Regions from separate parts of the Homo sapiens genome. Here region 2 is linked to region 1. Evidence: read pairs that join two places in POLR2A ChIA-PET (ENCODE). Cell type or tissue: OCI-LY7. All regions are shown on one strand. Each heading gives the region's core, and the rest is flanking DNA. Links, peaks and the distances in the headings are about the cores only.

Region 1 (10,500 bases), core at 3,476-5,975:
TAGCAGCATTTTCTATAATGGCCAAACATAATGTTAATGTTTAACAAATGTTAAAAACATTATATTATGCTAAGTGAAAGGAGCCAGTCACAAAGTACCACATATTGTATGAATCCATTTATATGAAATGTAAGGATAAATGGGTGAATTGTATGGTATGTGAATTATATTTCCATAAAGCTCTTAAGAAAACAAGCAGACAAAAACAAAACAAAACAAACAATTATTGGTCTACTGCAGTTTAAATGAGACATATTTGGCTGGAGCATGAGTGATTATATCAGAGCTGAAGACTGCCTTTCAATTGCAGGTCCTGCCTCAAGATGTAGCCACCGAGTCTCAGAAAAAGAAAAATGACCTTGAGACTTGAGACGGCATAACCTGGTGTTGAGTCTCTGTGTCATATATGCTCACTTATGGCCCCACGGACCACTGGGGTTATCTTGCCATTAAATCTCCCTGACTTCATTCACAAACCCCACCCTTAATTATTTCCTCTGCTGGGGATAATCTTCAGTTATAAGCACATGTTATTACTATTATTATATTTTATTTTATTAGATGAGTAAGAAGTGTTTTACTGTTGAAAAATTGGGGCTGAATGTGATGGCTCATGCCTGTAACCACAGCACTTCGGGAGGCCAAGGCGGGAGGATTGCTTGAAGCCAGGAGTTTGAGACAAGCCTGGGCAACATAGCAAGACCCTGTCTCTATAAAAATAAAAAAATAAAAAAAAAGAAAGAGAAAAATTGGAAAATACTCAAAATGACAACAAAATTATTAAAAATCACTTACAACTCTGCACCTAGAAATAACTACAGTAAATCTTTCAGGATGTATTTCAGTCTCTGAAACGGAAAGGCTAGGAAAATGTAAGCAACCTTATGACAAACAACACTCCCATTTTTACCCCAGTGTTCTGTATTAATCTCTCTTGTAGAACTTTCTACATTTTACTATAGTTATTTTTCAGGGATTAGTAGAACAGGAGTCAATTGACTTATGTTTTAGTTCCATCTTTGATTTGCCAAATCTCCTTTTTTTTTTTTGTTTGAGATGGAGTCTCCCTCTGTCACCAGGCTGGAGTGCAGCGGCACGATCTCGGCTCACTGCAACCTCTGCCTCCCAGGTTCAAGCGATTCTGCTACCTCAGCCTCCCAAGTAGCTGGTACTACAGGTGCACACCACCATGCCCAGTTAATTTTTGTATTTTTAGTAGAGACGGTGTTTTACCATGTTGGCCAGGATAGTTTCGATCTCTTGACCTCGTGATCTGCCTGCCTCAGCCTTTCAAAGTGCTGGGATTACAGGCGTGAGCCACTGCGCCCGGCCCAGCTTTTTTTTTTTTTTTGTAGAAAAAGAGAGAAGAAATTGAAAATTATGACAGTGGGTTTGGAGTTTCTCCTGTAAGTGATTGGGAGCCATTGAAGGATTACAAGTAGTTGAATAAATCAAAATAGTTTTTGAGAAGGAAGTTTCCCTGGAAGAATGATGCATGAGTGTAAGTGAATGAGAATAACATTTACAGGTATGCTATTGTACTAAACTTATTATTTATGATATTTTACTTGATCCTTTTGGTTCTATAGCATAGGGGTAATCATCCTAAGGACTAGGCTCTGGTTTTTTTTTTATCTTGCCCAAATTCCTATCTAAGGAGTCTGTGGAGTCATGCCCGACAAACCATAAATTCTCATCAGATGGGTTTTATTTAACCCTATATATCGTGACTGACTTTCCAATATGACTCTGGCATAACATTATGTGACAAAGAAGGAAGTAAACATATTTTACTTTGTTTGTTTGCCATTTTTTGAAATGGTCCTGCAAAGCTGTCCTTTGTAGGGGAAAATGTGCATCTGTAAAGAATCTCTATTAACATAGCCAGATATTTTTCTTCCAGGCCCTCCCAATCCTGAAGAGATTAAGTAAGACTCTAGCACCTTTTAAAGGTCTGAATAAAAAACATTTGTCATCTATTGTCTCTAAGGGCAGCTACTATATGACTTCAAAAGAACCTTGGTCTCCACAATCTTTTATCTTAACCTGAACATTTCCTTTCTTTTGATCCCAGGTCTTTAGACAAGCTCAACCAATTGTCAATCAGAAAATGTTTAAATTTACCTGTAGCCTGGAAGCCCCGCCTCCCCTGCCCTTTGATTTGTCTGTCCCACCTTTCTGAACCAAACCAATGTATTTCTGAAACGTATTTGATTGCTGTCTCATGCCTCCCTAAAATGTATAAAACCAAACTGCACCCTACCCACCTTGGGCACATATTCTCAGGACCTCCTGAGGGCTGTGTCATAGGCCGTGGTCACTCATATTTGGCTCAGAATAAATCTCTTCAAGTGTTTTACAGAGTTTGACTCTTTTCATCCACAATCCCCCAGTTAGAGATAAGAAATTTAAAACTTGGCTGGGTTAAGCAATGTGCTCAAGGACACACAGCTAATAAGTGTTATAGTAGGGAATTAAATCTAGCATGTCCAACTAACTGGTTTCTTTCTAGGCACAGAGGTTGGCTCAAGAGGTATTTCAGCAGTCTGGGTGGGCTCTGTTCCCATTGCATAATGAGAAATTATAATAGAATATTTAGCAAGCTGCATTGTTGAAACAGCAGATTGGTTGATGGCTGTCCCCAGGGGTTTTTCCCTATGACTCATATACAGTTGGGGAATCCTGAGGAAAGCTCAGCTTTTACTTCTTGAAATTTAAGGTCCTGACACTCTGAGGTGATTGCAGACAGAGATCTGAGTCGTTGACAACAAAGAGATTAAGGGAGGGACCTTGGGTAAATCCCTTTGTCCCTGGACCTCAGTTTTCTTAACCACAAACAATTAAATGATCTCTGAAGCTTTCTTTTGTTTTAAGACTCAAGGATAATACTGAGTGCCTAATGTAATGTGAAGTTCTATGTAGAGGCTTAATGATAGCGTTACTCATTTATAGGGATTAAACAGAATGTCCACAAAGAACTGGTTGAAAATAGGCTGCAAAAATGGTACAGAAGATATGTGTTCTTAGTTACTCAAGTTTTATGCATTCACTAGACTGTAAGATTCAGGTGGGGGTGGGCTGTATGCTTGTTCATCCTACATCTTAGGGGCCATCACTAGTGTCTTGTAGATAGGGAGCCAAACAATTTTGTTGAAAGAAAGAACAAATAATGCAGAAAGGCTGCTTGTCCCCGAGTATTTGTTCTCCACTTCTTCCTCAATAATGCACCACCTAGAATCACCTGGATACAGAAGCCCAGAACAAACTACATTTCCCAGACTTCCTTGCAGCTAGATGTGCTCAATTCTGACCAATGGGATGGAAATAGAATTAATGTTGACTTTTTTTTTTTCCAGGAAATCTTAGAGTGAGAGGACATAATTTTCTCCTTCCAATATCTCCTTCTGGCTGACTAAGATAAAATGGATAAATGGGTAAGATATTTGGAACTTGGATCATAAAATGGAGTTACATGTTGAGAATTGCAGTGCATTGAGAAGCATGGTGTCCAGGTTATCTGCCAATAGTCAAGCCTCTATGCAGGCTTTTAACTGTGTATGTTTACATAAGCATGAGAGACAGATATATTTCTATTTTGTTTAAAACACTCTTATTTTTGGTTTACAAATTGTTGTAGCTGAACTTAATACACGGGAACATTTTCAAAAGAGGGCTGGGCACAGTGGCTCACTCCTGTAATTCCAGCATTGGGAGGCAGAGTTGGGAGGATTGTTTGAGGCCAGGAGTTTGAGGCCAACTTGGGCAACATAGTGAAATCCAGTCTCTGTAAAAGACTTAAAAATTAGCTGGGCATGGTTGCATATGCCTGTAGACCCAGCTACTTGGGAGGCTGAAGAAGAAGGATCACTTGAGCCCAAGAGGTTGAGGCTGCAGTGAGCTATTATTTCACCACTGCATGCCAGCCAGGGTGACAGAGTGAAAAAGTCTCAAAAAAAAAAAAAAAAAAAAAAAAAAGAAAAGAGTACACAACTTTCATAATTTCATAATTTTTCTTTCAAGAACAGCTAATAAAAATATTTTGAGCTTGCTTACCATAAACTTCACAATCATGTATGGTAGATTTGATTTTGGGTGATGATCAGGGAGTGCCTACCTAGTTGGCCACTAGTTAATTTTTGTATAAATACAGGGTTTGCTTGATCAACAACTTGAATATTTTATACTAAGTATCTAAACTAATCCTTTTATTTTCACTGAAAACTGTTATATTTCCATTTTTTACATGAGGTTGTTAATATAAAACCAATTTGTTTTTGTGAATGAAGTGAGGAAAAGATCCATTTTTTTTTTGAAAAAAGAGATAGCTCATTATTCCAAACCACTTAATTTATAGCATTTATATACATATTTTTGCTGCTGATTTAAAATGTACATTTATCAAATGTTAGCTACTTATATCAACATTTATATTTGAAGGACAATGACTAGGAATTTTATGAATTTCATAAAAAATATAAATTCACAGATCCAAGATACTCAATAAACCTCAAGCTGAAATAACACAAAGAAAGCCACACAAAAAACCCATATTAATTAAATTCCTGAAAACAAGTGAAGAGAAAAACCTTAAAAATAGAAAAAATATGCATAAAGAAACAAATATACAAATTAATTTCCCCTCAGAAACTATGTATTTCAGAAGAATGGAAAAACATCTTTAAAATGCTGAAAGAAATTATAAACTTAAAATTGTATATCTGACCAAAACATTATTCAAAATTAAAGGCAAAATAATTTTTTTTTTCTGGAAAAAAAAAAAACCAGAAAATTTGTGGCTAGGAGACCTGCATAACAAGAAATGTTTTTTAAAAATTTAAGTCCTTAAATGGAAGAAAAATAAGTGATGAAAACTTGGATCTACACACAAAAATAAAAAGCTCCAGACATGGTAAATATAAAATACTTTTTTATTTGTTAAATTTATATAGTTCTTAAAAATAATTGATTGTTTAAAGCAAAAATCATACCAATGTATTGAGAATTTTAAGCTATGTAAGAATAAATTTTATAATAAAATAACTCACAGTATATTAGGAAGTGAATACTGTTGCAAGATTTTAAATTTATATGTGAAGTGATATAATGTTAATTGAAAGTAGACTGTGATAAAATTAAGATGCATGTTATGAACCTTAGTGAACAAAGAAATAAACAAAAAAGTATAGCTTATAAGTCAATAGTGGATTTAAAATAGAATGATAGAAAATATGCAATTAATCCAAAAGGAGGTAGGAAAGAAGAAAAAGGGGAAGAAAGAGCATATGGGATAAATTCAAAACACATAACAAAAAGATAAATTTAAACCCAATTATGTCAATAATTATATTGAGTATAAATAGTCTAAATGCTCCCATTAAAAGGCAGAGATTTCAGATTGGATAAAATGCAAGACCAACTATATGCTGCTTATAAGGAAACTATTTATAAATATACAGATAAGTTAAAATGAAAAGTACTGAAAAAGATACAATATGCATATACCAATCATAAGAAAGGTGGACTGGATATATTAATATCAGATAAAGTAGAATTCAAAGGAAGGAATATTATCAGGACTAAAGAGGGATACTTTATAATGATGTGAACATCAAGAAAACATAACCATCCTAATTTGTACCCAATTAACAGAGCTTTAAAATACATGAAACAAAAATGAACACAACTCGAAGAAGAATTAGACAAATTCACAATTATATTTGTAGTCTCCAACATTCCTTTTCAAGTAGTCGACAAAAAAAGACAGAAAATCACCAAATATAGAAGAATTGAACAATATCAACCAAATTAATCTAATTGACATTAATAATAGAACTCTCCACCCAACAACTGTAGAATTCACATTCTTCGAAGAGCTCATGAAACATTTACTAAGGTAGACTGTCCATTGGATCATGAAATAATTCTCAATAAATTTAAAAGAACTAAAATCAGGCAGTGTAAGAGCATATTATGTATCAACAGTAGAATTAAATTAGAAATGAAAAACAAAATGATAATACCCAAATTATCATTTTTTTGTCCAAAAAACGACACACTTCTAAACAATCCATGGGTCCAAAAAGATGACAGAAAGGAAACTAGAAAATATTTTGAACTGTAACTTAGAATTTTATCTATAAATGTTAACATTAGAAAAGAATTAAAAATTAAGCTTCTACCTTTAAGCACTGTGATAGCTGCTTCCCTCAAATTTTGATATGTTGTGTTTCATTATCATTTCATTCAAAATGCTTTCTAGTTTCAGTTGATATTGCATGTTTTGGGGAGTGACAGAGATCAATATCACCCTTAAAGACCTAAAGGACACAGGTTAGGTGGTCTCCATCATATCTGCATCAATTCATCAGGTGGTTCCCTATAAAATCCAGGTGGTTTCCGGAGAATGACACACAGTACTACAAACTCAGCATAGCAGGAAACTTTATTTCAGCTGTTTTACAAGATGTTGCATGTTTTATAGAATAAATTAACAAGGTCTGATATATGGCATGTAGCCACTGGTATGACAAACGTGTTCTTTTCCATTCCTGTTAGAAAAGGGAATGAAATGCAGTTTGTATTCACTTGGAACATACAGCAGTATATGTTTAGTCTTGCCCCAGGGCTATGTTAAATCTCTTGACCTCTGTCATAATGTAAGTCTGAGGAAATCTGAACCATCTGAACATTAGAAAAAATATCACACTGGTGTATTTATGATGTCGTGATAATTGGGCAATATAAGCAATAACTGTTAAGTACACTAGAGGGGCTGATTAGACATGCACTCCAGGGAATAGGAGATAAATCCTATGAGGACTCATAGGCCTACTACATCAAAAAAATTCTTAGAGGTCTAATTTATTGAGTATGCTCAGACATTCCCTCCAAAATGTAGTTAGAATGATTGCATCTCATACTTCCCACCACAAAGAAGGAAGCATATCTGCCCTCTTTGGGTTTTGGAGGCAGTATATTCCACACTGGGAATATTACTATTGACTGATACAAAAGGCTTCCGGGTTTGAGGGGAGCTTGCAGCTAGAAAGTGCTGTACAGCAGGTCTAGATTTTGGTGCAAAAGTCCCTGATGCTTGGACCATAAACTCCCACAACTATGCCATTTGCAATGGAGAATTACACTCCTAGAAAGACAGTTCCTGTTTTTCTACTTGGAAGCCCATGTAGAGATAGTACACATTACCGTGGGTCAAGTGACCTTGTGGCCAGCACTGCCATCATGAAATGAGGTCCTGATTTCTGTCAGACTCATCAAGTTATAAGGTTGTGTGGACCCAGTAGCAATCCATTGTAAGGCAGAAGTAGTAGTATGGGATAATAAGTACTAAGGCCTGAGTCTACCTACACATAAGCTACACAAACATGTGACTCAGATCCCCATGCCATGTACCTTCATTGCATTAGCATCTCTCCCTTAGTTTACACCTATGGATGCATAAGTGCAGGTGGATGGTGATGAGGAAGTCTCTTATGATAAGCTCAGGAAAGAAGTAAAAACCTCAGCTTGCTTTAATGATGGGTGGCTTGGTACACAGAAGCAAGCTAAGATGGACAACAACTGCATTATACCCTCACCCAGCAGAAACAGCAGTGAGAGAAAGCCCTCTCACTGTTTTGAGACAATGTCTCAATGTTTTGAGACGAAGTCCAATGCTCTGTCTCAGTTCTATTCAATGAAGCTGCCTACAGCTGAAAGAAACCAGAAGGAGCATGCTATGAAATCTGTTAATTTGAGTGTTCAGTGGAAGGTGATTGGGTGAAAGCAGACTTGATGGGATGACACGCTTCTGAGTTTAGGAGGGGCTTCTGAGCAGAGCCCCAAATGGTCCGGAGCTGTGGCTCAAGTCTGGCTGCTTGCTGCTCAGAGACCAAAGACATGAAGTGAGGTGTGGTGAAAGGAAAGGAGTTTTATTAACCAAATGCTAGCAGTTGAGGGATGGCCAGGCTCATGCCTTTGAAAGACCATTCCAACATTTTCAGCTGAGTGAAGGGGTTTAAGAAGGAAAAGGTGTTTCTAGGTATTTTATTTTCTTTGAAGCAATTGTGAATGGGAGTTCACTCATGATTTGGCTCTCTGTTTGTTTGTTATTGGTGTATAAGAATGCTTGTGATTTTGCACATTGATTTTGTATCCTGAGACTTTGCTGAAGTTGCTTATCAGCTTAAGGAGATTTTGGGCTGAGACAATGGGGTTTTCTAAATATACAATCATGTCATCTGCAAACAGGGACAATTTGACTTCCTCTTTTCCTAATTGAATACCCTTTATTTCTTTCTTCTGCCTGATTGCCCTGGCCAGAATTTCCAACACTGTGTTGAATAGGAGTGGTGAGAGAGGGCATCCCTGTCTTGTGCCAGTTTTCAAAGGAAACGCTTCCAGTTTTTGCCCATTCAGTATGATGTAGGCTGTGGGTTTGTCATAAATATCTCTTATTATTTTGAGATATGTCCCATCAATACCTAATTTATTGAGAGTTTTTAGCATGAAGGGCTGTTAAATTTTGTCAAAGGCCTTTTCTGCATCTATTGAGATAATCATGTGGTTTTTGTCTTTGGTTCTGTTTATATGCTGGATTATGTTTATTGATTTGCGTATGTTGAACTAGTCTTGCATCCCAGGGATGAAGCCCACTTGATCATGGTGGATAAGCTTTTTGATGTGCTGCTGGATTCGGTTTGCCAGTATTTTATTGAGGATTTTCGCATCGATGTTCATCAAGGATATTGGTCTAAAATTCTCTTTTTTGGTTGTGTCTCTGCCAGGCTTTGGTATCAGGATGATGCTGGCCTCATAAAATGAGTTAGGGAGGATTCCCTCTTTTTCTATTGATTGGAATATTTTCAGAGGTACCAGCTCCTCCTTGTATCTCTGGTAGAATTCAGCTGTGAATCTGTCTGGTCCTGGACTTTTTTTGGTTGGTAGGCTATAAATTATTGCCTCAATTTCAGAGCCTGTTATTGGTCTATTCAGAGATTCAACTTCTTCCTGGTTTAGTCTTGAAGGACTCTTCGAGGAGAACTACAAACCACTGCTCAATGAAATAAACGAGGACACAAACAAATGGAAGAACATTCCATGCTCATGGATAGGAAGAATCAATATCATGAAAACAGCCATATTGCCCAAGGTAATTTATAGATTCAATGCCATCCCCATCAAGCTACCGATGACTTTCTTCTCAGAATTGGAAAAAACTACTTTAAAGTTCATATGGAAGCAAAAAAGAGCCCGCATCGCCAAGTCAATCCTAAGCCAAAAGAACAAAGCTGGAGGCATCACGCTACCTGACTTCAAACTATACTACAAGCCTACAGTAACCAAAACAGCATGGTACTGGTACCAAAACAGAGATATAGACCAATGGAACAGAACACAGCCCTCAGAAATAATACCACACATCTACAACCATATGATCTTTGACAAACCTGACAAAAACAAGAAATGGGGAAAGGATTCCCTATTTAATAAATGGTTCTGGGAAAACTGGCTAGCCATATGTGGAAAGCTGAAACTGGATCCCTTCCTTACACCTTATACAAAAATTAATTCAAGATGGATTAAAGACTTAAATGTTAGACCTAAAACCATGAAAACCCTAGAAGAAAACCTAGGCAATACCATTCAGGACATAGGCATGGGCAAGGACTTCATGTCTAAAACACCAAAAGCAATGGCAACAAAAGCCAAAATTGACAAATGGGATCTAATTAAACTAACAAGCTTCTGCACAGCAAAAGAAACTACCATCAGAGTGAACAGGCAACCTACAGAACGGGAGAAAATTTTTGCAATCTACTCATCTGACAAAGGGCTAATATCCAGAATCTTCAAAGAACTCAAACAAACTTACAAGAAAAAAACAAACAACCCCATCAAAAATTGGGCAAAGGATATGAACAGACACTTTTCAAAAGAAGACATTTATGCAGCCAAAAGACACATGAAAAAATGCTCATCATCACTGGCCATCAGAGAAATGCAAATCAAAACCACAGTGAGATGCCATCTCACACCAGTTAGAATGGCAATCATTAAAAAGTCAGGAAACAACAGGTGCTGGAGAGGATGTGGAGAAATAGGAACACTACACTGTTGGTAGGACTGTAAACTCGTTCAACCATTGTGGAAGACAGTGTGGTGATTTCTCAAGGATCTAGAACCAGAAATACAATTTGACTCAGCCATCCCATTACTGGGTATATACCCAAAGGATTATAAATCATGCTGCTATAAAGACATTCACACGTATATTTATTGTGGCACTATTCACAATAGCAAAGACTTGGAGCCAACCCAAATGTCCATCAATGATAGACTGGATTAAGAAAATGTGGCACATATACGCCATGGAAGACTTTGCAGCCATAAAAAATGATGAGTTCATGTCCTTTGTAGGGCCATGGATGAAGCTGTAAACCATCATTCTCAGCACACTATTGCAAGGACAAAAAACCAAACACCACATGTTCTCACTCATAG
Region 2 (2,500 bases), core at 1-2,500, 68 kb before region 1:
CCACTCACAGTGCAAAAGTCAGGTACCTCTGCTCAGAGAACAGTTGGTGAAAAATGAAAATGGAATCTTTCTCGAGTTAGAATGTGAGATGGCAAAAAAATTGCTTAGTTAACACACAGTTGGGTTGCATATACCTTTTCAAGAATGCATGAGTTGGTTTAAGCAAGATTCATTTGTCCTATGCAGTTAGTGTGTGACTCAAATGCCAGCCATTTCCCTGTTTTTTTAGCCTTGAGTCTCAAAGTCTGTTTTGTTTTTTACCACAGACCATTTGGCTTGCTGAATTCAACACCTCTTCCAATGCCTGCTTCTCCCAAAGAATCTACTCACAGAAAGAGTTAAAGAGAAATGTAGACTTTACTAAATATTTCATAGAGGAGACCTAGGAGGAGGTTGACACAGCACACTGCTCAGCAGATGACTTAAAATTTTCCCTTAGCCATTTTTGTTCTCTCAAGTCCCTTTCATCCATACCACCACTGCTGATTTGTTCTTTCTTTTTTTCTTTTAAATCTTTTCTAGCTTTCCTTCTGACAAACTTTGCTGGAGTCCTACTCCTTTTCTCTCCTTCTTGAGAAAAATGCAAATTTTGCTCCATGTTTTGGTATAGCAGGGAAGCTTCCATCTTTTTTTACTGAAGCATAACATCAGGGCCTACATTCCATCTCAAACGGCTTGTCAAGGTCCTTCCACAAATAAGATGTTCCTCCAAAGATGATGTACAGATGCCAAGTTGGATATAGCTAGAGAAATCTCATGGCTACCCCAATCAGGAGAGAGGTTGCTGTTTCTCAGAAGTCCTCCTCCCCACTTCCAGGGTCATCATTGTCTCTCAACAACTTTGTGGGGATATAAAAACCCTCGCGGAACTGGTTTTCTGAGAGGTGTTTGAAGCAGGAATATATTATGCAGGGGATGGAGCAGCCATTCCCTGGCTAGATGACCACATCACTGTTGCACACTGATTGTTTGCTAAAGGCACAATGCTTTCCTGACCAGAAATGAAAAATGCCTGCTGCTCAATTATTGTCAATCTAACTGGAATAGAGTCAGGCCTCGTCAGATGGTTTCCCAAACACCCAGATGGTCTCTTAGATTCTGGATGGTCAGTGTGGTAGTTCTTTCCATTACATCCTTGAGATCCTGCTGTTCACACCATTCAGCAGGGCACCCTGAACCTTGTCCCCATATTCTGGCTCTGCTGAGATGAGATGCAGTCAGGTGTTACTAGTGTCTTCAATTATATACTGGGGTAGGGGGGCCTTATTTTGGTTGGAGAGCTTCCAAAATTGTGTCTGGAATCTCAGTTCCCAGGGTCTGGTCTTCTGAGATGGAAGAGGTTTTGAAGCAATTCAAACCCAGTCCTTTCATTTTCTAGACTTGGATCCTGAGTTCCAGGGAGGGGAAGGTATAGTGAATTCTTATAATTTTATGTTGCCTTGGCAACCATTTTGTATACAAGTTTAATTTCTCATACCAGAAGCCGGGCTTAGTCACCCTTGATATGGGTTTCTGGTTCTATACCACACCTCTGGCCAGAGACAAGAACTTAGAGGCATCTTTCCTGCCTAGCAGACTGGATTCCCCACTTCTCTGTTGCTTCCTTCAGACAGACCATTCAGGCATTTGCCAGTGAATTGAGAGTGACCACACCCTATTTCTTTACCTACATTGTTAACTGTCTTGCTGTCTCTGTCTGACTTCTTATTCCTGCCTCATGTAACCTAGAGAAGGAGGACTGCCCTTCAGACTCATTATGCCCTTTCTGTCCAGGATCTGTAAGTAAAAGTCTTTGAACTTGTTTTCCATTGTGGTGGTGTATTAAATTTGTGCTTTCCATCTCAGGAACAGGGGGCTGTCCCAGCCTGGTTTTCCCTGGGGGTTCCTAGGGGTGGGGTCATATGGAGTACAAGATCAGCCTCCTAGTGCCAGAGTGACAGTCAGACAGGCATAAACTGGGCATGGTTCAGTCACAAGTGTATCTGCCAGTATAGGGAAGTTTCCTGTGTGAGAGAGTCCTTGATCGCGACTTGGACAACTAAGTATTAGGCCATCTGCAGATAAAAGAAGTATCCCGTGAAGGGCACAGTGTAAACACTCACACCCAGCTCCCCTTCATTTCCCATTAGGGCAGAGTTGCTAGCTGCTCTGGTACTGGAGCCCCATTTTAACTGGAGGCTCTCAAAACAGAAGAAATAGATCAAGACCATACAGTGAATTAGAGGTTGGGCTGGGACATCCATTCATCCCTTCTGATTCTGTGTGGGGCTCTGCCCACCACACTACATTGCTTCCCTGCCTGCTATCTGAAAGATACTTCACTAAAAACTCTCTTTTTAACCCTGGAGCTGTATCTTTCCAAGAGACAGAAGGAGAAGTATACTATTTAATACCCTGTGTAGTTTGTCTTGGTCTAAAGTTTTCTTTTTGCCCAAGTGTTTGGAGGGATGAAATACTGTATGGTAGAGAGGCGCTTTCTTCCTGAAGGCCAAGAGAAACT

What was found. ChIA-PET counts read pairs that join two places held together with the same protein. Peaks named below come from ENCODE experiments on the same cell type or tissue, not always from the same donor. Only the 100,000 strongest peaks of a DNase experiment are listed, where the experiment ranks them.
Region 2: POLR2A ChIA-PET joins it to region 1 with 16 read pairs; 4 of 35 experiments call an interaction of 5 or more read pairs at or near these places.

What each region holds. Positions count from the first base shown.
Region 1 is chr9:114,966,228-114,976,727 of GRCh38, forward strand. No RefSeq gene overlaps it. Among named protein-coding and RNA genes, the nearest start is that of TNFSF8, 41 kb to the left of the region's middle. In OCI-LY7, for the core only: no CTCF peak of the experiment used is centred there; no DNase peak of the experiment used is centred there.
Region 2 is chr9:114,901,429-114,903,928 of GRCh38, forward strand. It overlaps TNFSF8 (TNF superfamily member 8), which reads right to left. Exons shown (of 4, transcript NM_001244.4): 4 at 1-2,500. Among named protein-coding and RNA genes, the nearest start is that of TNFSF8, 28 kb to the right of the region's middle. In OCI-LY7, for the core only: no CTCF peak of the experiment used is centred there; a DNase peak (open chromatin) is centred at 1,494.